Regions from separate parts of the Homo sapiens genome. Here region 1 is linked to region 2. Evidence: chromatin loops called from intact Hi-C (ENCODE). Cell type or tissue: HCT116. All regions are shown on one strand. Each heading gives the region's core, and the rest is flanking DNA. Links, peaks and the distances in the headings are about the cores only.

Evidence for each region. Peaks named below come from ENCODE experiments on the same cell type or tissue, not always from the same donor. Only the 100,000 strongest peaks of a DNase experiment are listed, where the experiment ranks them.
Region 1: it touches region 2 in a loop (8-fold over the local background); 3 of 110 quality-filtered maps call a loop at or near these places.

Annotation. Positions count from the first base shown.
Region 1 is chr20:54,658,999-54,674,565 of GRCh38, forward strand. No RefSeq gene overlaps it. Among named protein-coding and RNA genes, the nearest start is that of DOK5, 190 kb to the left of the region's middle. RefSeq lists an enhancer at 2,928-3,432. In HCT116, for the core only: a CTCF peak has its summit at 9,743 (motif pointing right); no DNase peak of the experiment used is centred there; H3K27me3 peaks cover 54 bases.
Region 2 is chr20:56,240,301-56,255,867 of GRCh38, forward strand. It overlaps MC3R (melanocortin 3 receptor), which reads left to right and starts at 8,432. Exons shown (of 1, transcript NM_019888.3): 1 at 8,432-9,515. The coding sequence starts at 8,544. The coding sequence ends at 9,515. RefSeq lists a silencer at 7,833-7,902. In HCT116, for the core only: CTCF peaks have their summits at 7,843 (motif pointing right) and 9,241 (motif pointing left); DNase peaks (open chromatin) are centred at 7,871 and 9,251.

The DNA.
Region 1 (15,567 bases), core at 4,881-12,880, 1.6 Mb before region 2:
CCACATTTTTTGTGAAGCTGGGTCTTTGGCCGTTGTTTTGATTAAAAAAGCAAATACTCTGTGAAAATCAATGTGGATCAGGAGATGAGGGGGGTGGTGTCCAATCTGATTCCCAGGTTTGAGGGACCACAATGCTCAACACACACACACAGAGACAACATGAACAAGTAATTATAGTTACTTAGGAATGAAATACAAGTATTTTTTCTTTTGACGTAGGTGTTGTTTTAATGGCTACCAATGTATCAGGAAATAAATACTGATTACATTGTTTGGATTTAACAGCTTAATAAATGGAACTGCTAGATATTTCTTTTGGCCTAAGAGTACTAGGAGAAGTATCACTGTGACATTAAGGGCACCATGAACAGGGAAAGCAGGAAAGCTCCCGCTCTGCATTGCCTTCTGCCTGGGGACAGCCCTGAGATGCAGGTTCTGTGGCTTGAGTGCCTAGCCCTGTATAGGACACACAAGCAGGGCTGGTTTCATGGATGTGCAACCCAGGCAGCTGCACAGGTCCCCATGCTCAGAAGCGTCCCACACTTGATTTAATGCTCTGCTGTAACCTTCTTGAAATTCTCAGTGTTTCCTTCTTTGAACTTGTGTTTTATAAGTAAAGTCTGATGGAATAATGGAGCCTGCCTGTGAGCAGAAGAGATATCTGCAGACTGAGTGAGCGCCTTGCAGCTTTATTTGCATGTAGCATTCACGATGCCCCATGAACACAGAATTCCAGGGGACCTGAGGTGCGTGGCAGTGAGTCCCAACGCAAATACAAACTATGAAAGGAAAATAAATCTTGGGACACCAAAATCATGAAGCCAAAGGGAAAAATAGTCAGGCTGGGAACTGCTTAGGGCAAACCTAACTTCCACTCTATACCTAAAATGATAGCTACTAAGATAAAACAGCTGCATACTTCCCTCCCTAGGAATTTCCTTGTGGACAAAAGATAGACAGAATTCAAAGTCATCCCTCTGCTCACTGAGATAAACGCATATCTGATGGCCTCCTTTGGAATGGCTAATCAGAAACTCAAAAGAATGCAACCATTTGTCTCTTACCTACCTATGACCTGGAAGGCCCCTCTCCGTTTCAAGTCCCACCTTTCCAGACTGAATCAGTGTACTTTTTTTTTTTATTTTTTATTTTTATTTTTGAGACAGAGTCTTACTCTGTCACTCAGGCTGGAGTGCAGTAGCGCACTGCAACCTCCGCTCCCCGGGTTCAAGCAATTCTCTGCCTCAGCCTCCCGAGTAGCTGGGATTACAGACATCCGCCACTACGCCCGGCTAATTTTTTGTATTTTTAGTAGAGACGGGGTTTCACCACGTTGGCCAGGCTGGTCTTGAACTCCTGACCTCGTGATCCACCTGCCTTGGCCTCCCAAAGTGCCGGGATTACAGGTGTAAGCCACCACACCCGGCCCCAGTGTACATCTTTCATGTATTGATTGATGTCTCATGTCTCCCTAAAATATATAAAACCAAGCTATGCCCTGACCACCCTGGGCACCTGTCATCAGGACCTCCTGAGGCTGTGTCATGGGCGTGTGTGCTAAACTTTGGCCAAATAAACTTCCTAAATTGAGACCTGTCTCAGATACCTGGGGTTCAAAAGGGAAGTATGTCACCTCTGTCGCTGAGTAAGAGGGGCCACGGCCCCGAAGCGGCTTTTCCTTTGAATCAGAGCTTGCTTCAAATGCAGAAAGAAGGCAATGGCATTCTAAGAAATATAAACATCTGAGGAAGCCTATTTCAACCTTTCTTACGTACATTGCTTCCTCGTACAACACAGAAGGAAAAGCAAATCTGGAGCAACCCGGATTTCCTTCCTTGTTCATCAGTAAGCCAGTGGTAGTGTTACTGGAAAAGGGTCCCAATCCAGACCCAAACAGAGGGTTCTCGGATCTCACACAAGAAGGAATTTGAGGTGAGTCTATAAAGTGAAAGCAAGTTTATTATGAAAGTAAAGAAATAAAAGAATGGCTCCTCCATAGGCAGAGGAGCCCTAAGGGCTGCTGGTTGCCCATTTTTATGGTTATTGATTATATGCTAAACAAGGGGTGGATTATTCATGAGTTTTCCAGGAAAGGAGTGGGTGATTTCTGTAACTGAGGATTCTCCCCTTTTTTAGACCATGCAGGGGAACTTCCTGACATTACCATGGATTTTGTAAACTGTCATGGTGCTGGTGGGAGTGTAGCAGTGAGGACGACCACAGGTCACTCTCATCGCCACCTTGGTTTTGATGAGTCTTAGCCCGCTTCTTTATTGCAACCTGTTTTATCAGCAAGGTCTTTATGACCTGTATTTTGCAGACCTCCAATCTCATCCTGTGACTTAGAATGCCATAACTATCTGGGAATGCAGCCCAGTAGGTCTCAGCTTTATTCTACCCAGCTCGTATTCAAGATGGAGTTGCTCTGGTTCAAATGACTCTGACAGTGGAGTGTCGGTAGAATATGCATGTATCAAGTAATGAGATGCAAAGAAGTGGGGTAGTTCTATGCAGCATTTCTGCTGTTTTGGCAAGAAGAGAACACATAAGCAAGTATATGAGCTAGGAAAAATGAGCTGTGTAATTTTCGTGATTCAGCACATGAATTACATGTTCTTATATTAACATTTAGAAAGGACATTATACAATATAAAGGTAAATGGTGAAATTCATGCCCATAATTTAAAATTTCAGTTTTTTGTTTTTACTTATGACATCAAATAGCAATAAAAAACCTACAATGACAAGTTGAGAGGAAGAAAGGAAAAATGTTTGTATTTTAGTTCCTTTGACCCACTTTTTTTCCTGCTTTTGGAACAGGAAGTTCACGTTTTCATTTTACACTGGGTCTCCTGATTCCGTAGCCGCCCTGTCCTGAAGGTGCCCCTTGAGAAGAAGGCAACTGAGCGGGACTGGGGATTGTTCGTTGACTTTTTCTGTCTCTTTTGTGCTTCTTCATGTGGCTCCCACCCAGGACTGATGCTCGCCTTTTAAAACTCGCAGTCCAGTCATTTAATAATTGACCTCGGTTGAGGACAGAAGCCACAGGGTTCCTATTTTAATCAAATCCTCAAGCCAGTCACAGTGACTGCACAGAGCTAAATGCTATAGAATTATTTTCCTCATCACTGAATTCCTTTTAGAGTTGTACCTTCAGAACAAAGAAAGAAAGAGGATCATTTGGTTATCAAAGGGAGCCAGCCCCCCAATTTATTTTCCTTCAGCTGTCATGCAAATTTCAAGCGGAGCCCTAGCAGGATGGCTTTGAAGATAAAGATCACAGTGCCGTCCGAGGGAGGCTTCAATAGGGTTTCTGATGATCCTCTGATTTACTTGGAGAAGGAAGAAAAGAGCAGACAACAATAGGAAGAACTCAGCTCTGAAGACATAAAAGCCAGTGTCTAATTCTGGTCCTCTCTTTGCCTGGAGGAAATGTCAGTTAATAGTGAGAGGGTCAGACAGGGCTAGTCTAGGATTTCCCCAAATGTGTTCCATGAGATGCCAATTGAGGTTCCTAAGACGGGGAGAAAAAAAGTTTGTTCTTAAGTGAATTTTTGGTAAGTGTTGAGTCAAACCAAGTACTTCGCAGAGTTGTTGGAGCCTTACATTTAGTAAACAGTAGGTCCAATGCATATAAAAGATGCAGTGTTTTTCTTGCAACCAATTTGACTGGTGGTTGTTACATCAGTAGTTTCTTGTTTCCTGTTGGGACTCAGAAAAATAATTAAAAATAATTCAGTAGCTTCCAATAACTAGGAGGTGAGGACAGGCCTTTACTCTCAAACATGGCCATCAATTAGTGGTTTCCAGTGCAAAATGCACCACATTTCCAGATACTTGCTAATAACCATTTGTCAGCAGACACAAAGACAGTGATATGGGCTGAGCAGTGAGCTCTCTGTACTTTCAGATGTTCTGCTTGCATTGCATGGGAAAGATTTCTTGAGGCCGATAGGACAATATTCTGGCAGTAACATTCAGCTGAGTTTCCAGCTGGAGGTGGAGGAGTTCAAATGAAGACCAGTTGGGAATTCTAAGCTTGTGAGGGCACCATTTTGCAAGTGAAGGTACTTGCTGGGGCCCGCAGGAGCTGTACTCCGTAATCCCCCAAAGAATGGGAATGTCCACAGTGTTTCTAGCTATTCCATTTATCCTTGCATACCCTTTATTCACCAAGAGCGCACTTCTAAAACCCACTTTTTCATTAACAAACTTCTGGTGTTGACAAGGAATAAAAATAGCAGAAGCCACTTCTGGAGTAAGGAGTTTTGATTCCTGTGTTTCGTTTGAGTTTTTCTTTTACCAAATGCCAACTCACAACTCCTGGAATGTAAATTTCCAATTAGTGTCTTTGTCGTCTTTGCTATTTTAAACTAAATTGTAGATCCTAGAATAGTTTTTGAAACATTGGAGAATTCTTTTCCTTGAAATATCTTTTAGGGTTGAGATTCCAAGGACGCCACTTTAGGAACTGTTGTGTGGGAGGAAAGACTTGTGCTCTGAGAGACCTCTCAGTTATAATGTGGTTGTGTTACATTGATCGTTGATTGTTTTCTCAGCTTGGTAGTGATAATAACTTTTTAAATGCCTTTCAAGGAGCTATAGGGGAGAAAAAAAATCTTTCTTCACTTATCACTAGGCTTATGGCTCAGACCCCTATGACAAAAGACAGATTAGCAAGAGAAAAGCATAATAAATATATTTAATAGAAACGTTCCCTGACATGGGAAACTTGATTAATAAAAACTCACAGACCCAGGGAAAACTATTTTTACAGATAGTAAGAAGTATGAATGGAGGACAAAAGGGTGTGATCCAATAGTAATAAACTCAGGGGAGCTTAGCAAGGCCTGTTTGTTCCAATTCTTCTTGGTTTCCCTGTGTGATGTTCCTTCCCTCTGGGTATAGGGCAGGACATCTGTCACAAGAGGATTTTCAGGGCAGAAGAGAAGGAGAAGGTAGAGACTGACCTTCCTGGATTTTATGGCCCTCAGAGAAGAAGGGACAAGGGGAATGTTAGTTTCTATGGCCTGCTTTAGGGTAGAAAGTGACAAGAGAAGGTCAGAGAGATCTTTCTGCTTCTGTTCTTTTTTCAATATCCAAGGTGCCAGATTTTGGGGTTACCATTTTGTACACCCCACTAGTACTATAAGAAAGAGTCATGGCTGGGCGCGATGGCTCACGCCTGTAATCCCAGCACTCTGGGAGGCCGAGGCAGGCAGATCATGAGGTCAGGAGATCGAGACCATCTTGGCCAACATGGCAAAACCTTGTCTCTACTAAAAATATGAAAATTAGCTGGGCTTGGTGGCACATGCCTGTAGTCCCAGCTACTCGGGTGGTGGAGACAGGAGAATCGCTTGAACCTGGGAGGGAGAGGTTGCAGTGAGCTGAGATGGCACCACTGCACTCCAGCCTGGCGACAGAGCGAGACTCCGACACAGCAAGAGTCAGAATTGGAAAAATTCCATAGGTAGCTGGAATGCAGGGTATCTGATCCAATATCATCATCTGTAAAATGATAGCTACTATTCTATCTCAGAGGCTAGTTAAGATCAAATGAAGTTATCTGTATGGAAATTCTTTGGCAATTGTAAGATGATCAGGTGTGAGGTGCTTTTATGGTTCGTTCCAAATCAAATGCCTCTCCTCATCATGTCATGCAGACTGAAATGAAAGAGTATGTATAAAATAAAAGATGCTCATGGTCTTATACGTAAAGACACCCATAAATTCCATGTTGTAGGGGAGGGACAAAGGGAATTAGTACTTACTGAGAAGGCGCTTTGTTCCAGAGATTTTTTTTTTTTAATAATCCTACTTGATGCTCATGTACGCGTGAGTATTTTATTTTCAGAGGAGGAAATTGAGAGAGGGGGGAAGCACTCAAATTTTGATAGCCAGGAAGTAGGAATGGTCTTGAATTGAGCCAGTCAGAATTCTAAAACTGGCACTATTTCTACCACACTGTGAAATCTCGTTATTCTACTTGGCCTTGGTGTTCCTTGCTGTACAATGGGGCAATTCTGGCTACTCCCCCAGAGCATGCTAGTGGGAAAAATAAGTGAGTTTTTCATTATGACAACTTTGGCCCATCATTTTTTAAGGCCAAGCATCTAAGTAATAATTGAGCCATCCATCAGCATTAGTAAGAGGCAGAATACTTTTTTTTATTTTAACTAAGAAAATTAGTTATTCTTATATTTCAACCAGGGGCCAAGTTCAAATGCGTATGGTGGCTGGGTAGGAAATGGTCCACGTGTGAGGTTGGGCCTACCTGGAGGGCAGTGGGGTCCATGGAGACTGGGGAGCAGAGCCCCTGTCGAATGGGCAAATTCACTCAAATCCGGCCAAATGAGGCTATATGGGAATGTGGGGTCCCAAAGTTTCTAAATCTTCAGTTTTTGTTTTTGTGTTTTTGATTAATTAGAAGCTAGAACTTCTAGTGTGTGCAATGTCCCAGTTTTTAAGAATTGAAACTAATGAAAAAGAATCTTGTGTTGGTTAATACCTTGTAGGTCAGAGAATAGAAGAAAATGTCAGTGAGCCAAAATCAGCAGTAGGCCTTCCATTTAAACCCTCCAAGTTAAATTGGGTTGCTATGGAGATTGTTAATTGTATATTAGCCATTAATAATATTATTTTATAAGTGGAGAGAGACAAAGTGATGCTTGTGTAACATGGTGGCACCTACTGACCATATGATTCCCAGGGTAGGGTAAGGCGATCTTTCTTCCATTAATTCTGCTTTTCTAATCAGTTAATATTTTTACTCCTTTTTTTTTTCCCTGAGACTTTAAAGCTCTGACCCCTTAATTCATCTTCTTTAGCACCAACAGTGTGGGGAGTTTCATAATAGCCTGACAGTCCAGTAAATACCTTTGTCCAGATGTTACTAATAGACTGATAGATGTGAAACTTGATCACAGTTATCTGGAAAGACTGAAAATGCCGTGACCTTAGTCTTTGCATGAAGGTCCCTTAAAATAGTTTTTGGTTTTTGGTTATGAATCAACCTTCTTATAGAAAACCAAACTGATGGAATTATTGCTTTTGTGCTGTAACATTATTTGATATGTAACATCTAACATCTGTCAAAACAGGAAAGTTATCTCTTCAAGTGGCAGCAGCAGATTGGATGCAACATTTAAGCAATGACAAATGGTTGTTGAAGTCAAGTGACTTAGAGAAAGAACTTAAAGGGAAATAGAAAATAGAGACTTTCCTCATGGGAGGTTGTGTCCCTGAAGGTTAAAACTATGTGTCATGGAATTCAGATTCAGACCTAAGTCTGAATCTCACCTTCTGCCACTTATCAGCTGCATAAGTTTAGATAAGTAACTTTAACTGTTGTTTGTTTCCTCATCTCTCAGATAATTAAAACAATGCCTAACTTAGAATGTGTTTAGGATTACTTCATGAAATAATAAGGCCCTCAGATAGGATCTTTCATAGAATTGGTCTCAAGAATGTTATCGGTTTTGAAAAAAATGGCTATTGATATGGTTTGGCTGTGTCCCCACCCAAACCTCATCTTAAATTGTAGCTCCCATAATTCCCATGTGTTGTGGGAGGGAGCTGGTGGGAGATATTTGAATCATGGAGGTGGTTTCCCCCACACTGTTCTTGGGGTAGTGAATAAGTCTTAGAAGATCTGATGGTTTTATAAGGGCAAACTCCTTTCATTGCTTCTCATTCTTTCTTGTCTGCCACCATGTAAGACATGCCTTTCACCTTCCACCATGATTGTGAGGTCTCCCCAGCCACTTGGAACTGTGAGTCCATTAAACCTCTTTTTCTTTATAAATTATCCAGTCTCAAGTATATCATTATCAGCAGCATGAAAATGGACAAATACAGCTATGTAGCGGGAAAAAAATCTCTTTTCCTTACCTGTGCTGAAGTTCATGGCTAAGACTCCTGTCACAAAAGACATATTAACAAGAGAAAAGTATACAAATTTATTTAATGTGACACAAGAGGCTTCAAAATGAAGACCTTAAAGTTTTACATGACACAGGAGATTTCAAAAATAAAGATTTTCTAGAAAAAGGAAAACCTGTATATTTTTATGGACAGTCACATAGAAGTATAATTGGAAGAAAAATGTGATCCAATGGTAATAAACTGGGAGGAACTTAGGTAGGCCTCTTTGTTCAGATTCTTCTTGGATTCTCTGTGTGACATCCCTCCTATCAGGTCTTTGAGGGAGAAGGGAAGGAGAATGTCAGTGACTTTCCTAGGTTTTATGTCCTGTTTCAGGAAAGATGAGGTGGAAAGTAAGAGATACCTTCCTGCTTCTACTGTTTTCACAAGTGCTAAGGTGCCAGATTTTGGGGTAGTTTTCTGAGCACCATCAGTTATCAATTTTGAGGATTGATCAATAGTGAAGGGTTCCTGGCTTCCTAAATACTTACTTCCTATACTATGTCATTTCAATGCTAAAAAATTCCAAATCAGATAGGATAAAACATTGGCATTTACTATCATAATGCTCTTCTAAACAATCAGCTTCATAGAGTTCTAATTGACATAATATCTGGTCTTTTGTAAGTGTAGTTGAGGAGTTTTGGCAAAGGTACACAGTGACATAACCACTGTCACAAACAAGATATCAAGATTTAGATCATTTCATCACCTCAAGGAGTTTCCTCCTAAATCTTCATAATCAACTCCCCCCACCCTTTGGCCTTAGGAAACCATTTATTTGCTTTCTCACTCAATTGTTTTGTCTTTTCTAGAATTTTATATAGATGGAATTATACAGCATGTACTCTTTTTAAAACTGTGGGGTGAAATCAATTTAATGTGTTGCAACCATCATTCTCTAAATAAGACAGAAAATATCAGAGTGAATCACACTTGATAATGGTGAGTATGTTTTGTGAAACTTTGTTTTCAGTGTGTATCTCTTCATGTATATTTCTCTGTGTCCTGAATCATAATATAAGCTCTATTCATCACTGATAAATGGAAACAACTTTCACCTATTATTTGAGCCAGTTTTTTTTTTTTTTTTTTTGTCCAGAGGACTAGAAATTGGAATGACAAGAGCTGATATATCATTGTGTGTTCTCCTTTGTGCCACAGAAGGTGATGAGGAATTATCTCATTTAATCCTCCCTACAAGCCTATTAGGAAAGCACATCTGCCTTTTACAGGGGAGGAGCCTGAGGCTCGGGGAAGCTAAGTTCAAGTTCTCATAACTGGTGAGAATAGAAGCTAAAGTTGAAACCATGGGCAGTTAAGAAGCAGCCTGGACATGTGGCTGATAAGACTGGAGAAGGGGAAGGATTGGCATACAAATATAACTATGTATTCTCTTGGCTGTTATTAGATTATCAAATTGCTAATGGACAAGTACTAAGTACTAAATGCCAATCCCGCCACAGGATGCGGCAAGTCAGAGCAGGCAGAAAGGTGTGTTTTCTGCCCACAGATAGGATATAAAGTTGTCCAGAACTGGGCAGCAAAGAGTGTGGGCTTGGGTGATAGACCCGGACTCCAGTTCCTGTTCTGCTGCTTACAGGTTCCTTGACCCTTAGCGGGACCTCGGTCTCTCTGAGGTTCAGGTTCCTACTTTGTAAAATAGTGATTTGTAGGACTTTGTGAGGAGTCAGATAAGGTGGGCTTTCTCCCCCTCGGCATTATTGATCACCTGAGCTGGCTCATTCTCTGCGGCGGGGGCTGCCCTGCGCACTGCAGGGTGCTTAGCAGCATCTTTGGACTTCACCCACTAGATGGCAGTAGCACCCCCACCAGGTATAATCACCGTAAACAAAATTTCCCCAGTTGAAAACTACAAAAATAACTCATGAATAAAATGTCCCTTCCCGGCTGGCTGCAATGGCTTGCACCCGTTGTCCCAGCTACTCCAGAGGCTGAGGAGGCAGGATGGACTGAACCCAGGAGTTGTGAGTCTTGCTTGGGCAACATAGTGAGACCCTGTCTCTAAGAAAAGAGCAAGAAAAAGAAACAAATACAGTGTCTACATCTACAAGTCACATGGACAAATGGGATCATATCAAGTTAAAAAGCTTCTGCACGGCCAAGAATCCCCTTCTCTTTTACCGTCATAAAATGAAAGTTCTGTCGCATATCAGCAGATAACAGCAGATGGAGGAGTAGGGGACCAGCTGCCCAAGCAGCAAATGGACTTCGGCTCACATGGCCCAACATCTCTGGGGGATCTGAGTGAGGCAGCACTGAGTCCTGGTAAGGAGGTTGTGTTTCAGAGCCAGCCTGCCTGGGTTTGGGTCCAGGCTCTGCTGCTTCTACTGTTAATCTTTAGGTAGGTTAAACAATTTGCATCTCTGTTTCCTCATTTTTAAAATGGGAATAGCAATCATCCCTTCCTTTTAAAGTTCTTGGCTGGGTGTGGTGGCTCACGCCTGTAAACCCAGCACTTTGGGAGGCCAAGGAGGGCGGATCACGAGGTCAGGAGATCGAGACCACCCTGGGTAACATGGTGAAAGCCCGTCTCTAATAAAAAAAAAATACAAAAAATTAGCTGGGCGTGGTGGCGGGTGCCTGTAGTCCCAGCTACTCCGGAGGCTGAGGCAGAAGAATGGCGTGAACCTGGGAGGCGGAGCTTGCAGTGAGCCGAAATCAAGCCACTGCACTCCAGCCTGGGCGACAGAGCAAGGCTCCATCTCAAAAAAAAAAAAAAAAAAAAAAAAATAATAATAATAATAATAATGTTCTTGCGAGGATTAAATAGTGTAATAAATGTAATAAATGTAAAGTCTTCAGGATAGTGCCTGGTACAGGGCTATCACTCAATAAACATTAGTTTCTATTAATGATATTATTTTAGATAGGTTCGAAGCCAATGCTGCATAAAGATTGTTCTCACCATGACCAACTTATCGTAGCTTTCCCTGGACTTTCCTGCTTATAGCATAGAAAATCCCAAGGCTGGGGAAAAAACCCTTGTACTGGGCAAACTGGGACACGTGGTCGCACTAGTCAGATCCCAGTACAACAGTCAATATTTTGTTGCGTCCTGTCCATAGTTTTGTCCACAAACACTGTGTGATTTCATTACCAAGACTTGTGCTCAGTATTTACAATAACAAAGATACAAAATCAATGTAAATGTCCCTCAGTGGATGAATGTATCAAGAAAGTGTGGAATATATATATACGATGTAATATTGCTTGGCCCTCAAAAAGAATGATGGCAGGGCGCAGTGGCTCATGCCTGTAATCCCAGCACTTTGGGGGGCCGAGGTCAGGAGTTTGAGACCAGCCTGGCTGACATGGCAAAACCCCATCTCTACTAAAAATACAAAAATTAGCCTTGAGTGGTGGTGATTGCCTGTAATCCCAGGTACTCAGGAGGCTGAGGCAGGAGGATTGCTTGAACCTGGGAGGCAGAGTTTGCAGTGAGCCGAGATCATTCCAGCCTGGGGACAGAGGAGAGCGAGAATCCATCTCAAAAAAGAAAAAGAAAAGGAAAAAAAATCATGTCATTTGCAGCAACATGGATGGAACTGGAGGTCATTATCATAAGTGAAATAAGCCAGGCACAGAAAGACAAATATGGCATGTTCTCACTTATATGGGAGCTGAAAAATTGATCACATGGAGGTGGAGAGTAGAAAGATAAATATCAGACAGGGAAGGGTGAGTGGGATTGGGGAGGAGGATGAAGAGAAGTGGGTTAAAGGGTACAAACATAGTAAGATAGATGGAAGAAATTATTTATTCAATAGCAGAGTAGTGACTATACTTAAAAATGTATTGTACTTGGATAATGGACACCCTGAATACTGAATACCATTCATAACTACACATTATATACATGTAACAAAATTTTGCATGTGCTCCATACATGTGTACAAATAAAAAATATAAAAACATAAACAATTGGAAGCTTATAAACAAAGAATTGTGCTCAGTAGCAAGGGTTCCATCATGCTCACGGTCCTATAGGAGAGGCAGCAATCAGCTGGGTTTGGGATCGCCAGGCCAGCAGAGCAGCAAGAGGCATCATGCGGCATACGCCGTGTTTCTATTGAGGGAACAGTACTTCAGGTAAACATCAGCAAGCCGACAAGATTTCTCCAGGGAGAAGTTGATGTGAATGAGATACCTATTTTAATGGACCCAGAAAAGACAACTCTATTGTCTTACACTAGAAAACAAGTGATTTGTATAAACGAATGCAGCCTGGGGAAACGGGTGCCACAGACTTATTAGCTAATGGAAAGCGTAATTTTATATCTACTTCTCAGTTTTCCCAGGCACTAACAGAGGGCAGAGTGGCTTGGATTATCTTGCACTGGTGAAAATCTAAGAAGTCTCCCAGTTTTCTGCTAGGCTGAAACTTTCCTGATCTGAGATCCTTTCAAAGATTTGGTCGTGCATTTAGAGAATCATTTTGCTTTAGATAAATTATGGTTGTTGAAGTTGACGCTGCTGAATTGCCTATGCATTCTCCATGTTCTTTCTTACTAACAACCCTGATTTTGTTTGGGGAAGCAATTATTCTAATTGAAAATACTTTTCCAGATCTGGGGTATCCTGGGACTCAATTACGTCCAATGAGATATAAGCAGAAGTCTCTGCAGAAGACGTCCTTCCACCCCTCTCCTCCCTAAAAAGCTTCTAGAAGTCAAGGTTTTTGTCCTCCGTCCTTAGCACTCTCCCCTGCATCTTGCCTGGAATGCAAATAGGATGCTCAGAGGTGGAGAACCTTGCTTCCGCGAGGAGCAAAGAGGCTTGGTAATGATGCCAGAGAGGAAGTCAGCAAGAGTGTGGGTCCTTTATGACTCCCCATGAGTTGCTGTACCAACTGCGAATGACCACATCTGGACCTATGTCATAGAAAAATCTCCTGTTTGGTTAAGCCATTATAGATGGGTTTCCAGTATATGCAATCAAACAGAATCCTAACAGCCAATAGGGGTTTATTTCCATGGTATTTTGTAAACATTGTGAACAGCAAAACCTGGCAGATATGTGGATTTAGAACAGGTTTTGTGTGTGTGTGTGTGTGTGTGTGTGTGTGCACGGTTCTTTGAGTGAATGGAGTTTTTACACACCAGTGTCAGGGCTGCCTTCTCTGTGAGACACAGTAAGTGCGGTGCCTGGAACCTATGATACTTTTTCTTTTTTGAGATAGGATCTTGCTCTGTCACCAAGCCTGGAGTGCAGTGGCAGGATCACGGCTCACTGCAGCCTCAAAATCCCAGGCTCAGGCGATCCTTCCATCTCAGCCTCCTGAGTAGCTGGGATTACAGGTGCACCACCATGCCCAGCTAATTTTTTATTTTTTGTAGAGACTAGGTCTCCCTATGTTTCCCTGCGTGGTCTGAGGTGATCCTCCCACCTCAACCTCCCAGAGTGCTGGGATGATAGGCATGAGCCACTGTGCCCAGTTTCATGGTACTTTTAAGATCCATGAAAATGTTTTTACTTTCTTCTAAAATCAGAAGAAAAAAATTCATTTTGGATTTTGTCTTTATACCAACTCAGCCATATAATATAATTTTAAAGACCTTTTAATGGAAAAAGGGGCCCATAAAGGCAACAGTATTTATAGCCCATGAATTTATACAGCCTAGGATACCTCCTCATGTCAAAAAGAAATTGGTCTCATTTCTTCTTGTTAATTTTCCATTCCAATTTCTTCCTTCTCTGGATAAAGGAACATATATCTGCATTCAGCAGAGGAGGTGGGGGCACTGGAAAGGCTTCAGCCTTTGACAGAGCTGGGTTTGAACCCCGGCATGACTACACAACTTCTTTCATTTCTCTGGGTATCAGTTTTATAAAATGGATTGATTAATATCATGTATTTAATCAACAACTTGAATGCCCGTGATGTAGAAGTGATTTCTGTAGTGGGGTAGCACTCTTATGAGGACTATAGAAATTGATACATGTGGAACCCAATATTTGGCTCATGTTTGACACTCAGTAAATATTGTTTTTTTAAATCACCTTCCATTTGGTTGTGAGTTGCTTGCCTATTGCACAGTCCAGTTACCTTCTCTACTGCTGTGTGGAACACTGGGATCAGGAAGGTGGCTTCCTCTAGGAATACAGTCCTCAATCTTTGCAAAAGAGCGATCCTTTTCACTTGCGTGTAATTAAGACCCCATGCTTCTTCCCACAGTCATGACCATGAGATTCCATCATTCCTCTCTAATGACTTTGTTCTGTATCACTGTTTGTAAAATGCATTCCCCACACACAGCAATCAGAGAACAGTGTAACATCGGTTAATTCAAAGACCCACTTATTCAACTCTCATTGGAAGAAGCTGTCAGGATTTCAAACATGGTTTTTTGTTGTCGTTGTGGGGATTTTTTTTTCTGCCTTATTATAACTCCCTTGAAGATCAATCTGTGAAAAAAATCAATTGGTTATTAGAAAAATGCACATTTCCCCATTATAATATTATACTGTGCCTCATCAGAGTGCACTGAAGATTTTGTAGTACGTTATAAAAGTGCCAAATATAATTTGTATGTAAATGTCTTATGTAAAGTCTTACTTTTATTTTTCTACCGCATACGGAAAAACACACCAAGTGAATTTGAGGCAAACACAATGATAGATCCCACTGTGATAAGAAAACACCCTAATGCAAAGTTGCCAGTAGGAAAGAAGACCCTTTCCTTGTGTTACTTTGTTTAGAGCCTGTTTGAGAAATATCAGCGCTTCTTTTCTACAGCAGACAGATAACTAAGGTTTCATTTCCTCTTCTATCAAATATGCCCATTTCAACCCATTTGTCTCCTGCCTGGTTCAGGAATTTTTAAAGAGGCACCAGAGAGAATTGTGTGCCATAATATTCTACCCTGGATGGGAATATGATCCTCTTGACACTGCCTTGTTGACACAGAACAAATTAACTCTATGATTGCCAAATCTTTTCCACTTTCCTGTTGTGTGGACAGGGCGTAGCTCAAGAGGCAGCATTGAGGTAAATCCTCATGGGACCATCCTAATGACAGGGTACTCCCTTCCTTATCTGACCTGTGATTGGATGCCTAGAGTGTGCCTGGTAGTGGGCGGGGGCAATTGCTTTAAGAAATCTGGTGGTTTCAAGCTCTAAACACATTCAACACACCATTTAACTATGCATTCAGATAATTTGGGGAAACTATGAATGTCTGAATCTCTCAAATATATTCCTGTTGTGTCTTCCATTTCATCTTTTCTCAACCTATTGTTTTGCTGAAAGCCAAAGTTTCCCAGGGGAGCAGGGAATGATAATTTATGATGTGGTTTAGCTCTGTGTCCCCACCCAAATCTCACCTTGAACTGTAATCCCCATGTGTCGAGGAAAGGGCCTGGTGGGAGGTGATTGAATCATGGGGGTGGTTTCCCCCATGCTGTTCTCATGATAGTGAGTTCTCATGAGTTCTGATGGTTTTATAAGTGGCAGTTTCCCCTGTGCTTGCTCTCGTTCTCTCTCTCACCTGCTGCCATGTAAGATGTGCCTGCTTCCCCATCCACCATGATTGTAAGTTTCCTGAGGCCTCCCCAGCCATGCAGAACTGTGAGTCAATTAAACCTCCTTTATAAATTACCCAGTCTCAGGTAGTATCT
Region 2 (15,567 bases), core at 3,464-11,463:
AAAAGGGAATAGAGAACTACAAACTACTGCCCAATGAAATAAAAGAGGAAACAAACAAATGCAAGAACATTCCATGCTCATGGATAGGAAGAATCAATATTGTGAAAATGGCCATACTGCCCAAGGTAATTTATAGATTTAATGCCATCCCCACCAATCTATCAATGACTTTCTTCACAGAATCGGAAAAAACTACTTTAAAGTTCATATGGAACCAAAAAAGAGCCTGCATTGCCAAGTCAATCCTAAGCCAAAAGAACAAAGCTGGAGGCATCACACTACCTGACTTCGAATTATACTACAAGTTTACAGTAACCAAAACAGCATGGTACTGGTACCAAAACAGAGATATAGACCAATGGAACAGAACAGAGGCTTCAGAAATAATACCACACATCTACAACCATCTGATCTTTGACAAACCTGACAAAAACAAGAAATGGGGAAAGGATTCCCTACTTAATAAATGGTGCTGGGAAAACTGGCTAGCCATATGTAGAAAGCTGAAACTGGATCCCTTCCTTACACCCTGTACAAAAATTAATTCAAGATGGATTAAAGACTTAAATGTTAGACCTAAAACCATAAAAACCCTAGAAGAAAACCTAGGCAATACCATCCAGGACATAGGCATGGGCAAAGACTTCATGTCCTCCAAAACACCAAAAGCAATGGCAACAAAAGCCAAAATTGACAAATGGGATCTAATTAAACTAAAGAGCTTCTGCACAGCAAAAGAAACTACCATCAGTGTGAACAGGCAACCTACAAAATGGGAGAAAATTTTTGCAATCTACCCATCTGACAAAGGGCTAATATCCAGAATCTACAAAGAACTTAAACAAATTTACAAGAAAAAAATCAAACAACCCCATCAACAAGTGGGCAAAGGATATGAACAGACACTTCTCAAAAGAAGATATTTATGCAGCCAACAGACATGTTACAAAATGCTCGTCATTACTGGCCATCAGAGAAATGCAAATCAAAACTATAATGAGATACTATCTCCCACCAGTTAGAATGGCAATCATTAAAAAGTCAGGAAACAACAGGTGCTGGAGAAGATGTGGAGAAATAGGAACACTTTTACACTGTTGGCGGGACTGTAAACTGGTTCAACCATTGTGGAAGACAGTGTGACGATTCCTCAAGGATCTGGAACTAGAAATACCATTTGACCCAGCCATCCCATTACTGGGTATATACCCAAAGGATTCTAAATCATGCTGCTATAAAGACACATGCACACAAATGTTTATTGCGGCACTATTCACAATAGCAAAGACTTGGAACCAACCCAAATGTCCATCAATGATAGTCTGGATTCAGAAAATGTGGCACATATACACCATGGAATACTATGCAGCCATAAAAAAAAAGGATGAGTTCATGTCCTTTGTAGGGACATGGATAAAGCTGGAAACCAGCATTCTGAGCAAACTATTGCAAGGATAGAAAACCAAACACCGCAGGTTCTCACTCATAGGTGGCAATTGAACAATGAGAACACTTGGACACAGGGTGGGGAACATCACACACTGGGGCCTGTCATGGGAGGGATAGCATTAGGAGATATACCTAATATAAATGACGAGTTACTGGGTGCAGCACACCAACATGGCACATGTATACATATGTAACAAACCTGCACATTGTGCACATGTACCCTAGAACTTAAAGTATAATAATAATAATAATAAAAGGGAATAAAGTCAAAGCTGGTGACTATGAGAATAAAATGTCAGTCCAGATTAAAGGAACAATTAATGATGACTGGAAGCTGAGAGGATGTTCAATCATGAGCTGCACAACCTAGAGCTCACCAGAGTCATTAGCTTTGGATGGGTTCTTAGAACTTCCAGGGAATCAGAGAAGGGCCTGGAGATTAGAAATGGGCTGCACATACTGTATGTTTCACAAGCGTTAATTTTATGTGCTTTCAGAAAGGATGTCATTCTAGTCAACATTGTGAAAGGATACATCATTGGTGATTCTTTTTTTTTTTTTCATTTTTTTCTTACTTTTAACTGACAAGTGAAAATTGCTTATATTTATGGTATATAACGTGTTGATATACATATACATTGTGGAATGGCTAAATCAATCTATTTAGCATATTCATTATTCATTCTTTATGTGACTATAATATGTTAAAGACACAAGGAATACAATCACAGTTACTTGTTTTAACGACTTTATTACGGGTATATTTGCATACCATAGACTTTACCCATTTTTAGGATACAAATGAGTGATTTTTAGTAAACTTGCTGAGTTGAGCAACATCACCATTATCCAGTTTTCTAACATTTTCATCATCCCAATAAAATCCCTAATGCCTGTTTATAGTTATTCCCATTTCCACCTCTAATCCCAGGCCACTACTAATCTGCTTGTCCCCATAGATTTGTCTTCTCTGGATATTTTTTAGAAGTAGTGGCATACTGTATGTTGTCTTTTATGTCTGACTTCTTCCACCTATGTCATGCTTTTGAGGCTCATTCATATGGCACATGTACCAATTTTGTATTCCTTTTTATTGCTTAATAGTAATTTATTGTATGGATATACTATATTTTGTCTGTCTAGTCATCATCTGATGGACATTAAGTTGTTTGCATTTTTAGCAATTATGAATAATGCTTCTATAAATATTCACTTTCAAGTCTTTGTGTGGACATATGTTTCTTCTAGGGTAGACATTTAGGGGAGAAATTGCTAGATCATATGGTAAATTTATGTTTAACTTTTAAACAAACTTCCCATTTTCCATAATGGCAGTACTGCGATAGTACTTTGAAGCTGCCTACTGCATCTCCTTTAAGAATATAGAAGTATTGTGCTAGGTGCTGGCATATAAAGATGAACAAGTCAGTTTCTGCCCATAAGCATTATACAGTCTAATAGCCAAAATAATTATAGATATAATTACAAAGTTGAGGAAATGAAGTCGCTTCCTTTTCTGTCTAACTAGTAGAGTCTACTGGGGTTTTACATAATTAAGATTGTCTGAAACCAAAACAGAGAAAGCTAAAGGCTTCTTCCTTTCAGACACGTATTAAGTACTTGATATATTTCTGACAGAAATCAGAGCTAAAGATGGCCTTCTGCCAGAAGTTGAGTTCAGCTGCATGAAACAGAAAATCCCACATAATGAGAGCTTAAAGAAATAAAGGATTATTTTTCTGTGATACAACTTGAAACCTAAAGGTAAGCAATTCAGGGCTGGGACTACCTCTCTCTAAAGTCATCTGAGATTCAGAAGTCTTTCAGGTTTGGGCTCCACATTCACAGGATCAGGCCCTTGTCTTCACACTTATAAAATGAGGGATAGAGCTCCAGCCTTTACATCATCATTCCAGGCAGTAAAAAGGAGAAACAGTCAAGAGCAGAAGAGTTTGTGCCTGTTGAAGTTTGCTGGCTGGGTTACTTGAATTGCCTCCCTGGAACTTCCATAGAAGACTTCCCTTACATCACTGTCAAGTATTGGATCATGTAGCTACCTGGTCTTCAAGGGAGGCTGGCACATTAGTATTGCAGCTGGACATGCTCTTGCCCCAGTAAAGCAGGAGTCCATTGGTGAGGAAGAAGAGAATAGGTATTGTGTGGACAACCCACAGCCCTGACTTCTAGGAGTAAGTAATCAAGCAAGGGAAAGAGTATGCCAAAGAAGCCTGGTGCACAGGAGGTCTTCTGTAGTCCTTAATTTGGACCCTATTCCCCTAAAGCTGAACTTGTGACAGAGACTTGGGAGCATGTAATTTATTTGAGAGGTGATCCTGGGAAACAGGTCTGAGGGCTTAGAGAGAATGAGATGGATACGGAGCAAAAGCCAATTATAAGACACATTATCAAGCAGTTGCAGTAGGTGATGGAGGTTCAGGGGATATCTGGGAAGCATACACAGCATCTGCCATTGTCCACCTGCAGGATGGGGGAGCTGAAGAATGTATCTATTGCCTCTGGCCCTCATTAGTTGAGCGTTGCCCCTGGGGTCATTTACTCCCCCCTCATTTCCAGGTTGAACTTTGTCAGATGAGGAATGCCACACACACACACACCAGGGAAGACTCTGGGGCAGAATGTGTTCGTCACCCTTAAAGTGGCACCCTGGCAGTGTAAGTTGAATCTGAGCTCCCACGGAACTGGGGGAGCTGTCCAGCAAACGGCTGTTGAAATCAGAGGTAAGCTGGGTGCAGGGACACAGGCATCAGCAGCATCTGCCCCTCATGAAAAGTTCATATTTATAATAAAATCTAATCGTTGTGTTCTAACATGACTGCTGGCCAAACTGTCCCCCTTTTCGTGGCATGGATGTGACCTCTAATTATGCAATATTCTGCATGTCATTTTTAAAACAGCTTTGTTGAGATAGCGTCAATATACCATACAATTCACCTAAAGTGGACAATTCAATGGATTTTTAGTGTATTTTAGTATTTTCACTAATGACTAATCATATTGAGTCTTTTTTCATGTGCTTGTTGGACATGTGATATCTTCCTCGGTGAAATGTCTATTCAAATCCTTTGCTTCCAATCATTAAATTGGGCAATATGTCTTTTTGTTATAATATTAAATTGTAAATGTTCTCTATGTATTCCAGATACATGTCCCTTATCAGATATCTGATTTGTAATTACTTTCTCCCATTCTTTGTGTTGTCTTCTCATTTTTGTGGCATCTTTTAAAACACAAAAGTTGTTAATTTTGAGGAAGTCCAATTTACTTTTTTTTTTTTTTTTTTGAGACAGTGTCTCGTTCGCTCTGTTGCCCAGGCTGGAGTGCAGTGGTGCAATCTCAGCTCACTACAACCTCTGATACCTGGGTTCAAGCAATTCTCTTGTCTCAGCCACTCGAGTAGCTGGGATTATAGGCGTGCACCACCACACCTGGCTAATTTTTGTATTATTAGTAGAGGAGACAGGGTTTTGCCATGTTGGCCAGGCTGGTCTTAAACTCCTGACCTCAGGTGATCCACCTGCCTCAGCCTCCCAAAGTGCTAGGATTACAGGCATGAGCCACCATGCCTGGCCCACTTTTTTTTTCTCTTGTTGCTTGTGCTTTTGAGAGTGGGGAAGGAGTACTGAACCCTGTCAGCTTGTCAGCAAGGAGAAAGGGTGGTAAATTAGTGTATGAAATTTAAGAAAAGCTGTAAAAAATAGTTGACATTTAAGCTGGATCTTGAAGAATAAGGAGGGTATACCAGTCACAAAATTGAGGAAGAGCTTTTCAGGCAAAGAGACCACCTGGGTTCATTATCTCCTAGAATAAGAATCTCCTTGTTACATTTATTATAACTGATTCAAAACAGACACCCCCACATATGCCAACAACATACGGTAAACACTGACAGAGACTGTCATGTCCTACAATTGTTATTAATAAAGCCAATTCATTCATGCAAGATTCAGTTAAAACGTAATGCTGCATCTGTGCAACTCCCCCAGGAAAGTGGGAAGTAGTGTTTGGAGAAGACCAAATAAACACTCATGAGTGATGATGATACCTCTGAGGACACAGATTTTAAGTACTAGGTCCCAGCTGCTCTCTTTGAAGGATGCACACGACCAGAGAATGAAAGCAGGAAAAGGTGGTCAGTGCTCAGCACGTGCCAAGCACAGAGCAGGAAAAGACCTAGTAGATAATGAATGGTCCCTGCCTTATAGTCTAGCTTTACATGTATGACTCATGCCCTTGAAACCACAGACTGGATGTGACCCTGAGGGTAAGAGAAGTTCCCAAAAGGATTAAGAATGTGTTTTTTTCCAACCTAGAAGAATGGTGGCTTGGCATCAGAAATTAAGTCGTTCTGTTGAAAATAAACAGAAGTGGAAATGTATATTCAGGGCAACTTAAACTCATGCTCTTGACAAAATATTTTTTTAAAAAAAGCAAATAAACAAAAGTATTTCTCATGCCCCTCAGTTCATAGACAGAAACTCATACCAACAGGCTTTTTTTTTATTTTAGTAAGAACTGCCAAATGGTGAAACTATTCACAAACACTAGAAATGCATGAGAGTGTCCTCCCGATATTCTTACCTGAATTTTGCATCTTTTTATCTCTTGTCAATCTAGCTGGGAAAACGATATTAAAATCTCATTTTGACTGGCATTTCCCCAACTTCCTAGATGGCTTCACATCTTTTCATGTTTATTAACCATTTGCATCTTCTCTTCAGTAAATTATTATTTATATCCTTTGCCCAATTTTCTTAGGGGTAATTTATCTTTTTCTAGTTAATGTGAAAGTAGTCTTTGTATGTAAGAGATAGTAACTTTACCTATAGCAAATATTTTCATTCTGTTTTTCTTTTAACTTAGTTCAGGGTGTTTTTCCATACTAAATTTTGGATTGCTCATCTTGCTTAAGATCTTTCCACCCCAAGGATCCTAAGTTTTCTTCTATTTCCATATGCATATTTTTAATATTTCTCACACCTACACACACATACATAGTTACATGGAGAGATGGATCATTAATTCACCTAGAATGTGCGTGTGTGTGTGTGTGTGTGTGTGTGTGTGTGTGTGTAGGGATGAGAAGACTCAGTGTTTTCTGAGTTCATATGATCTACATGGGGAATCAGATCTAACATGGACCAAGTGTTAAACCATACTTCCAAGAACAACACTACATTAGTAGGCCACCTGCTAACTTCTGCCTTTCACATTTTCCAGCTTAAAACATCTCCATCCTCCCCATTATGTAAGAAAGAAGTACAGGTGTTTCTGACTGCTCCCTCTCCCATGATCCCATAACCCATCAGTTCTGAAGCTGCATTATCCAACCTTCTGAATCTCTCTGACCACCCTCCAAGTCTTCCAAGTCCCCATGGCCACTCCCTTGCTCCAGGCCACCATCATCTCACCCTGGGTCTTTGCAACACCCTCTGCCCCGGACTCCCTGGCCTACATGCTCAGTCTGTCTAATTCATTCTCCACCCTGCAACCAGGAATATTTCTAAAATGCAGACCCCATCTCATTCCTGCCCTACCTATGTTTCTTCCACAGTCCCCATTGCTGTCAAGGTACTGTCCAAATTCTCACATCTGGCTGAGGCTGTCCTTCAGGATTCAGGCACCTCTCAACTTTTTAAGAAACTGTGCAGCCTCATTTCTCAGATTGTGTCTCCTATTTCCATGCTCTGACCAGAGCAGACTACTTTCAGCACTTTCAAAAGCCCAAGATTCTTTTTCAGTGGAGCTCAACTGTGACTATGCCCCAGCTCACCTGTCAAAAATTGCAAACACACTTGTTCAGGTCTTACACCTGGGTGATTCTGACTCCGCGGGTCAAATGGGATCTCCACATCCACAATCTGTGATGACTTCTATGGCCAGGGTGCTCTCTGCCTCCAGGCTGCAGACGTGTGATTCCCTCTGCCTGGAGTCCTCTTCTACCTCCTCCAGCTCCAGCCCCCACCCCACCACCCACCCCAAACTGGATATGACCTCTTCCTCCTTGAAGTCAAAGCATAGGTGCTCCTTCCTCCAGGAACTTTGACAGTCCGGGTTAGGGCTCTTCCTCTTTGCATCCCTGGTTTCCTGGACTTTCCTGATTCAAGCATTTATTGATTCCTCTTCTTCCACCCCAGACTCTGAGTTCGGGGAAGCCTGAGATAGTGGCTGTTGTCTTGCTCACCACTGTATTTCCTGCACTCAGCAGAGACCTGACACATAGTAGGCGCTCAATAAATGTTTGCTAAACAACAACAACAAATGAATGAACTAACAAATAAACAAACAAATGAACAGATGAGTGGATGCCTGTGGCAGTTTCCATGACAAACACAAAGGGCTAAGCCAAGCCAGCAAGCAGACAGCCGTGCGGCCTGCAGAGGGCACTAGTCTGCTTCTTAATCTCCCTGCAGAATCCTCAGGGCCAGGTACCTGCTGTCAGTCAGAGAGGTGCCCGATGCTCAGTGGTCATTCTGCTGCGCTGAAGATTAAGTAGGAGTTGTTTGCCCTTGGCCAATATGAAAAACCTGAGTGTTCTCCCTTCACTTCTAGCGACAAGTAACACATCCCCTGTCTTGCCATGAAAAGAGCTGTAACTGTAGCAGCCGGTGGCAGGTTTTCTGTTCCCAGGTGGGGAAGTGAGGAGAGACAAACAGAGGGGTGAGAGGGAGACAGAAGGAAGACAGCTGGTAAGAGACCCTATGGTGTATTTTTTCTATGTAAACAAGATAAAAACTGCTCCTCCTGGAACAGCAAAGTTCTCCCTATGTCTCCAAGCTACAAACTTGCATGCTAGCTACTAACTAGCTACTCTCCCTCTCTCTCTCTCTTCCCCCTTCGCTCTTTCTCTCTGTGTGTATGTCTCTCTCTCTCTCTGTCTCTTCCTCCACCCTCTCTCACTATCTGTCTCTCTACCCTCCCCATCCTTTTATTCTAGAGGAGAATAAACTCTAAGGCCAGATTGAATGAGCATCCAAAAGACGTATCTGGAGGGAGATTTTGTCTTTCCTGTGAGCAGCAGCAGCTTCCTACGGACCCTGCTGGAGCCCCAGCTCGGATCAGCCCTTCTGACAGCAATGAATGCTTCGTGCTGCCTGCCCTCTGTTCAGCCAACACTGCCTAATGGCTCGGAGCACCTCCAAGCCCCTTTCTTCAGCAACCAGAGCAGCAGCGCCTTCTGTGAGCAGGTCTTCATCAAGCCCGAGGTTTTCCTGTCTCTGGGCATCGTCAGTCTGCTGGAAAACATCCTGGTTATCCTGGCCGTGGTCAGGAACGGCAACCTGCACTCCCCGATGTACTTCTTTCTCTGCAGCCTGGCGGTGGCCGACATGCTGGTAAGTGTGTCCAATGCCCTGGAGACCATCATGATCGCCATCGTCCACAGCGACTACCTGACCTTCGAGGACCAGTTTATCCAGCACATGGACAACATCTTCGACTCCATGATCTGCATCTCCCTGGTGGCCTCCATCTGCAACCTCCTGGCCATCGCCGTCGACAGGTACGTCACCATCTTTTACGCGCTCCGCTACCACAGCATCATGACCGTGAGGAAGGCCCTCACCTTGATCGTGGCCATCTGGGTCTGCTGCGGCGTCTGTGGCGTGGTGTTCATCGTCTACTCGGAGAGCAAAATGGTCATTGTGTGCCTCATCACCATGTTCTTCGCCATGATGCTCCTCATGGGCACCCTCTACGTGCACATGTTCCTCTTTGCGCGGCTGCACGTCAAGCGCATAGCAGCACTGCCACCTGCCGACGGGGTGGCCCCACAGCAACACTCATGCATGAAGGGGGCAGTCACCATCACCATTCTCCTGGGCGTGTTCATCTTCTGCTGGGCCCCCTTCTTCCTCCACCTGGTCCTCATCATCACCTGCCCCACCAACCCCTACTGCATCTGCTACACTGCCCACTTCAACACCTACCTGGTCCTCATCATGTGCAACTCCGTCATCGACCCACTCATCTACGCTTTCCGGAGCCTGGAATTGCGCAACACCTTTAGGGAGATTCTCTGTGGCTGCAACGGCATGAACTTGGGATAGGATGCAGGGCCATGGAAATGATCATCAGTCGGGTCACTTTTGACTTTCCATCCACGTGAGGTGTTTAGAAAGAAAAATATATATACTTAGAAAATATAAAAATGTGTTAACAGCCATGATTGTACTTGTCGTTTGTTTTTAAGTTTACAAAGCCTTTTAAAGGGGAAAATTGGTGAACAACAGATTCTCTGAAAGGATTCCAAGATGGGTAAGTCACAAACTCTGATTTCCCAAATAGTCACTGGGAGAAATCAGCGAAGGCTTCTCTGCATGCTCTCTGCACTCATTTCCAAACACCCAGGGTGTGCGACGCCTGTCTGCTCATCTGCTCCACACCCACGTCTTCATGCTCCAGGCCAGACCAGACTGAAGGATTCTCATGAACAATAAGGGTGGTTCAGATCTCTTGCAAGCAAACCTGTTACAGCTACGACCTCCTGCTGCCAGCTACACGGAGAGATAGCTTTGCACTTATAACTCCGTAGGAGACTGAGTTCTACTCTATTATTCTATTTACAGTTAGACAATTGTCTCTTTGTGAAAGGAGCAATGCTATGCCGTTTTCCCCTTTTCTTACCCCCATATCCCTTCAGTTGTCCCCACCCCCAAAGGTAGCATGAGGATGTAACCCACTTCTATTTTTCTGTTGTTGTGTTGGTGTGTGTTGTTGTTTTGTTTTTATGGATTAAATCTAAGACAACCTTCAAAACTCTAACGAAAGAGAGAAAGTGCTTTGGACAATCAGAATATACTTGTGTACGTGTATTTTGATACCTTGCTATTTTAAGGTATAGATTAATCTTTTTAAAATAACTTCTTTTTTTCTATCATTTACTTTTAGCCTTTAAAACAAGAAAGGAAATCATGGGTTGGGGTACATGTATATACGTGTGTGTGTGTGTGTGTGTGTGTGTGTGTGTGTGTGTGTATCACAAGAAATTGCTTTACTGTAGCTTAAGATAGTTTGAGAAACCGTAGAACCACTGTGTGACTTTCTTGGGAGCCCTTGTTTTTGCTTATAGTAATTGCATCTCTATCACAGGACTTCTTCAATATTATCTATGAAAGAGAAAGTTTTTTTGTTCTTTTCCCTTTTTGCTTGGCATTGTGTTAAAGTTGAGTGACCCTGTTATCAATGTCTATATCCTATCAAGTACAGGAATTCATTCCTGGGAGCAAAGGGTGAGACTGGCTGACTAGTGCTCGCATTGTCAGATCCTTTTCTGCCCAAGATAACTTCAATTTGTGCTTTCTGGCTGTCCCCATATCTCCCCCTGTCACAAATTCTTATATTAAGCTGTGTCTTGGGGTGCAATTGTGTGTTTATCTTGCACTAGCATATACTGGGGTTCTTTAATACTTGAAGATTTTCTGCTAATATAAGCAAAACCATTCCTTTCTTGCTTTGGTTATGATGTTTGGAAATAATAAAAAGCTTTTATGGCTGCTAAACGTGTGTTACATTGAAATACACCCTGGAATCATTCTGGTGACTCCTGCACACGGCCATGGTATGTTTCACTGCAATTCAGTGATGACTTTGTAAGTGGCATAAACAGCTCCATTGATCACAGTGCTAGTCTTTTCTAGGGCAATGCCTTTTAGCCAAACTACAAAACTCTCCCATTTAGTTTCCAAAAATACCAGGTTTGTGGTTCCCGGGCCACTGTCGTTCTCCATTATTTTAATCAAGACACTAAATTACAGGACTTTCCATGGCCGCTCAGTGGGTAAATGTAGAGAATGGGGAATCTAATTACTTGAAAGTGATATGAATAGCTATAGGGATTATGTCTTTTTTCTATGTAAACAAGATAAAAATAACTTACTTTTCACTCTTATATCAGTTTTCACACTATTTCATTTTATCCCATTAGCAAACCTCTAAAATAGGTGAGTCATTTTACAAATGAAGAAATTTAGCCTTGGAGGGGTGATATGGTTGTCCAGGAGCACCCACCTAGTTAGGGTCATGGTATATTCTGCATCCTGGGGCTGATGTCCTTTTGCACCAATATGCTGCTGCCAGCAGGTTTTCATCATCAAAACTAGTCCCCCTCTCCTCCCTGTATGTTTTAGCTTGCAGGGGCACTTCCAAACTGGAAGGCCCACGAGCATCACCTGGGATCCTGTGCAAGTGCAGAATCTGATTCGGCAGGTCCAAGGTAGGGACTAAGAGTCTGCATTTCTAACTCCGACAAGCTCCTCGGGGACGTGGCTGCTGGTTGGGGGTCCCCATCTTAAAGAGCAAGGGCATAGAGGATTTTCAAATGAGTATTATGCGAAGTAAAAGTACTCTTCTGCCTAGAATGCTGACCCCACGCCAGGGACTGTGCTAAGCACTTCACAGGCATTTGCTCCTTGTGATAACCCTACCAGGTAGATACCATGGTTATCCTGATTTTGCAGATGAGCTATGTGAAACTCGGAGAGGTTAAGGAGCTTGTCTATAGGAACTCGGCCAGCAAGTAGAGATAGGGAGATTCAGGCTGGCCAGCCCCCACCCCCAAATCCAACCAGTGTCCTAGCCCCTCTCATGATGACACAGGAACCTTTGAACTGGGACCCAATGACTTGGGAGCCACGTGTCGCCATGCAGAGAGAACTTGATGCATGTTTCTACCACACACAGGTCCAGATGTTCCCAGCAGAGTTTCCAGAGAGATGTCATAAAAATCAAAAGGCACAATTAATTCTTTAACTTGCTATAAATTTTCCAAAGTCTGTGAGTAGCCCTGGGGAGTGCATCAAAGAGGTAAGTTACTAAAGCATCCGTTTCCCTAGTGAACAACCCTGAACGCTGGGGTGCCACTGTCTCCTCCGCGACCACTTTCTCAGATTCTCAAGTGGGAACTCACCAGATGTTTTAAGCGGCAGGACAGTCATGTTTGAAAATGCTTAATTGTTGGAAGTAAAAGCACACCATGATTTTAGCTCATCTGTTAATTCATTTATCGATTTTCACCCCCATCCCCAAGGCAGAATCCCTGCAGTACTTGATTCTCTGAGTCCTGAGAAGTTGTTGCCTGTTGTCCTTATTTAAGATGAACTTTTGAATTTAATTTTGAAATCTTTCTATAGAGGCTGGGTGCTAAAACATACGCTAGCCTCTCTGGCTGAAAACATTTTTTAATTCACGCTCACCTCCACTAAAATCCATTCTCCACATAGCAGCTAGTGCAATTATTTAAAAATATAAATCAGATTATATTACACTTCTGCTCAAAACTCTTCAGTGTCTCCCATTACCTTTTGAATAAAAGCCCAGTTCCTTACCCAGCCCTGCTAAACTCTAGTCATCTGATCTCTTCTGCTAACTCTCCAGCCTCCCCTTACACCATGCCTCTGCCCCGCCCCAAACCAGACTCGCATTTGCCATATGCTCCTCTCTGCCCCAGGGCCTTTGCAACCACTGTTCCCCCTGCCTCGGGTCTCTACCTCAGATCTTCCTGGCACATGCTCCTTCTTATCAGCCTCCAGCCCAAATCCTCAGAGATGCCTTCCCTGACTGCGCTCTCTAAAGGAGGACCTCAGTCACTCACACCATCACTGTTTTATCACAGCTCTTATTACTATTTTATATTTTCTTGTTAATTTATTTGATTAATTCTCATCAATCTCTCTCACCAGAAAGTAGTGCCTAGGAGATAAAAATAGTCAATAAAAATATGTGACTTTATTAACACATTTAAATATGAGCTCAAATCTAACCAAAGAGAATATAGCACACTGGAGATTCTCAAATTTTGGTGACTGTCAGCACCATGTGAAGTTTGAGAAAGACAGCCTGTTCCCTGAATCTCATGATCCAATAGATCAGAGGTCATCTCCAGATATCTGAAAATTTTAAAATCCACAGGTGATTTTCCGAGTTTGGTATACACGGTGTATGATGTACACCAAACTCAGAAAACCACCAAAACCAACAAGTTCTGATTATTATCCTTAAAGAATAACAAAAATCAACACCTCAGGAGCTTACATGTCTGCCCTATCACCCCTTCCTGTCATCCTTTCAGGTCGGGGTGTCACCTACCTTAAATTAATGTTGGATCATCCAAAAACCAAGGCAAATCTAGAAACTTGGAAGAACCAGATAACGAAATGCAGAATACAAGATAAACCCTTCAATCAGAGAACTCAACCTTTCATATCTAAGAGCATTTATTTAGGAGCCAAATCAACAAAAATAATAACAAAAGACATGATATGGTGTTTATTATGTGGCTGATACTTTACTAAGCACCTAGGTATATTAACTTATTTAATCCTCGCCAAAACCCCGTAAGGCAGGCACTTTTACCTCTTGTCCTATAGATAAGGAATCTGTGGATCACAGACGTGAATCATCTTGACTGTCTTGACCGATACTACTCAGCAGGGATGAGGCAGAGCTGAGATGATTGGAAAATGACCACTAACGCTACAGGCTTAAAGAAGCACTTACACATTGAATCCACTTTTCTTTAATCATCAGAGATGTGGATAAAAACCAACACACAAGGACACCCAAGGCGGTAGTGCCAGCAAGGGAAAAAAAGGCTTTGGAGGAGGAGCCAGGCAGCGCTGGGTGTGCATCCTTAGGCAAGTCTCTTGACCTCTGGGCACCTCATTGGCTTATCTGCAAGGTGGGAGCTCCACCTACTTACATGGCAGCAAGCAGCTGTGATGATTCAGTGAAGTATAACAATGTCCAAAAATAATTAGCACGTGAACTTCACGTCCCCTTTCCCCTTCGCTTGCTGGACTCTAGACATTTCTGAAGTTGCCTGCAGTTTTCCTGCCCCTCGTCTCTGAGGTTCCTGAAAACAGCAGTTATTAATGAGGGGAAGGAGAGGAGAAGGTGAAAGTTTAGCCTAATGTTTCTACAAGTACAAAGTGAATTCCACGGGAGGCATACAAGATGGTTTGTGATGAGTACACATATCAACACGTGCCCACTTTTTTTTCACAGAATAACTTTCCAAGTAAACAACAATTTGAATATTTTAAAGTGTATTAACATAATATGTATGTCTGAATGTATATTATATTGTTTATAAAACTCATGATTTTTAAAATAGTATTGCTAAACATGAGACTTGAGTGGTACCTGCAAAGAAAGAAGTGAGTTGACTAGGATAAAATTAAATAAAGCCGGCGATGTGGCTCACACCTGTAATCCCAGCACCTTGGAAGGCTGAGGTGGGTGGATTACCTGAGGCCAGGAGTTCGAGACCAGCCTAGCCAACATGGTGAAACCCCGTCTCTACTAAAAAACACAAAAACTTGCTGGGTATGGTGGAGCACGCCTGTAATCTCAGCACCTTGGGAGGCTGAGGTGGGTGGATTACTTGAGGCCAGGAGTTCGAGACCAGCCTAGCCAACATGGTGAAACCCTGTCTCTACTAAAAAATACAAAAATTAGCTGGGCACGGTGGAGCATGCCTGTAATCTCAGCTACTCAGGAGACTGAGGCACAAGAATCACTTGAACCCAGGAGGCAGAGGTTGCAGTGAGTCAAGATCGCACCACTGCACTCCAGCCTGGGCAATAGAGCAAGACTGTCTCCAAAGGAAAAAAAAAATTAAATTAATGGGATACAGGCATTTTAAAATTCAGAATAGGAATGTTTGAAAAATTGAAGTTTGAGAAAACCTATGCTCAAAATAAAACCATTAGAGGAGAGGGGGAGTAAGGCCCAGAAATAAGGCAGGAGAGGAGAGGAAGTCAAGAATACCACTGAGACTGGGCCAAGAAAGAAGCTGCCATCCATGTGATGGGTCCACAGAGAAGGATAGATCGAGTCAGGATTCTCAAGCAGTTTGGCTGTGCAATTGGCATGTATTCTCTGACCCCTTGGCATTCTCTGGAGAGAATGCACTAAATATTTTCACTGCATTTCACCTGAGTTTCTCAGCCTCAACATCACTGACATTTGGAAGCAGCTCATTCTCTGTTGTAGGAGGCTGTCCTGTGCTGTTAGCATGTTTAGTAGCATCTCCGGCCTCTACCCATGAGATGCCAGTAACTCCCCAAATCCTAACACATGACAAAAATGTCTCCAGACATT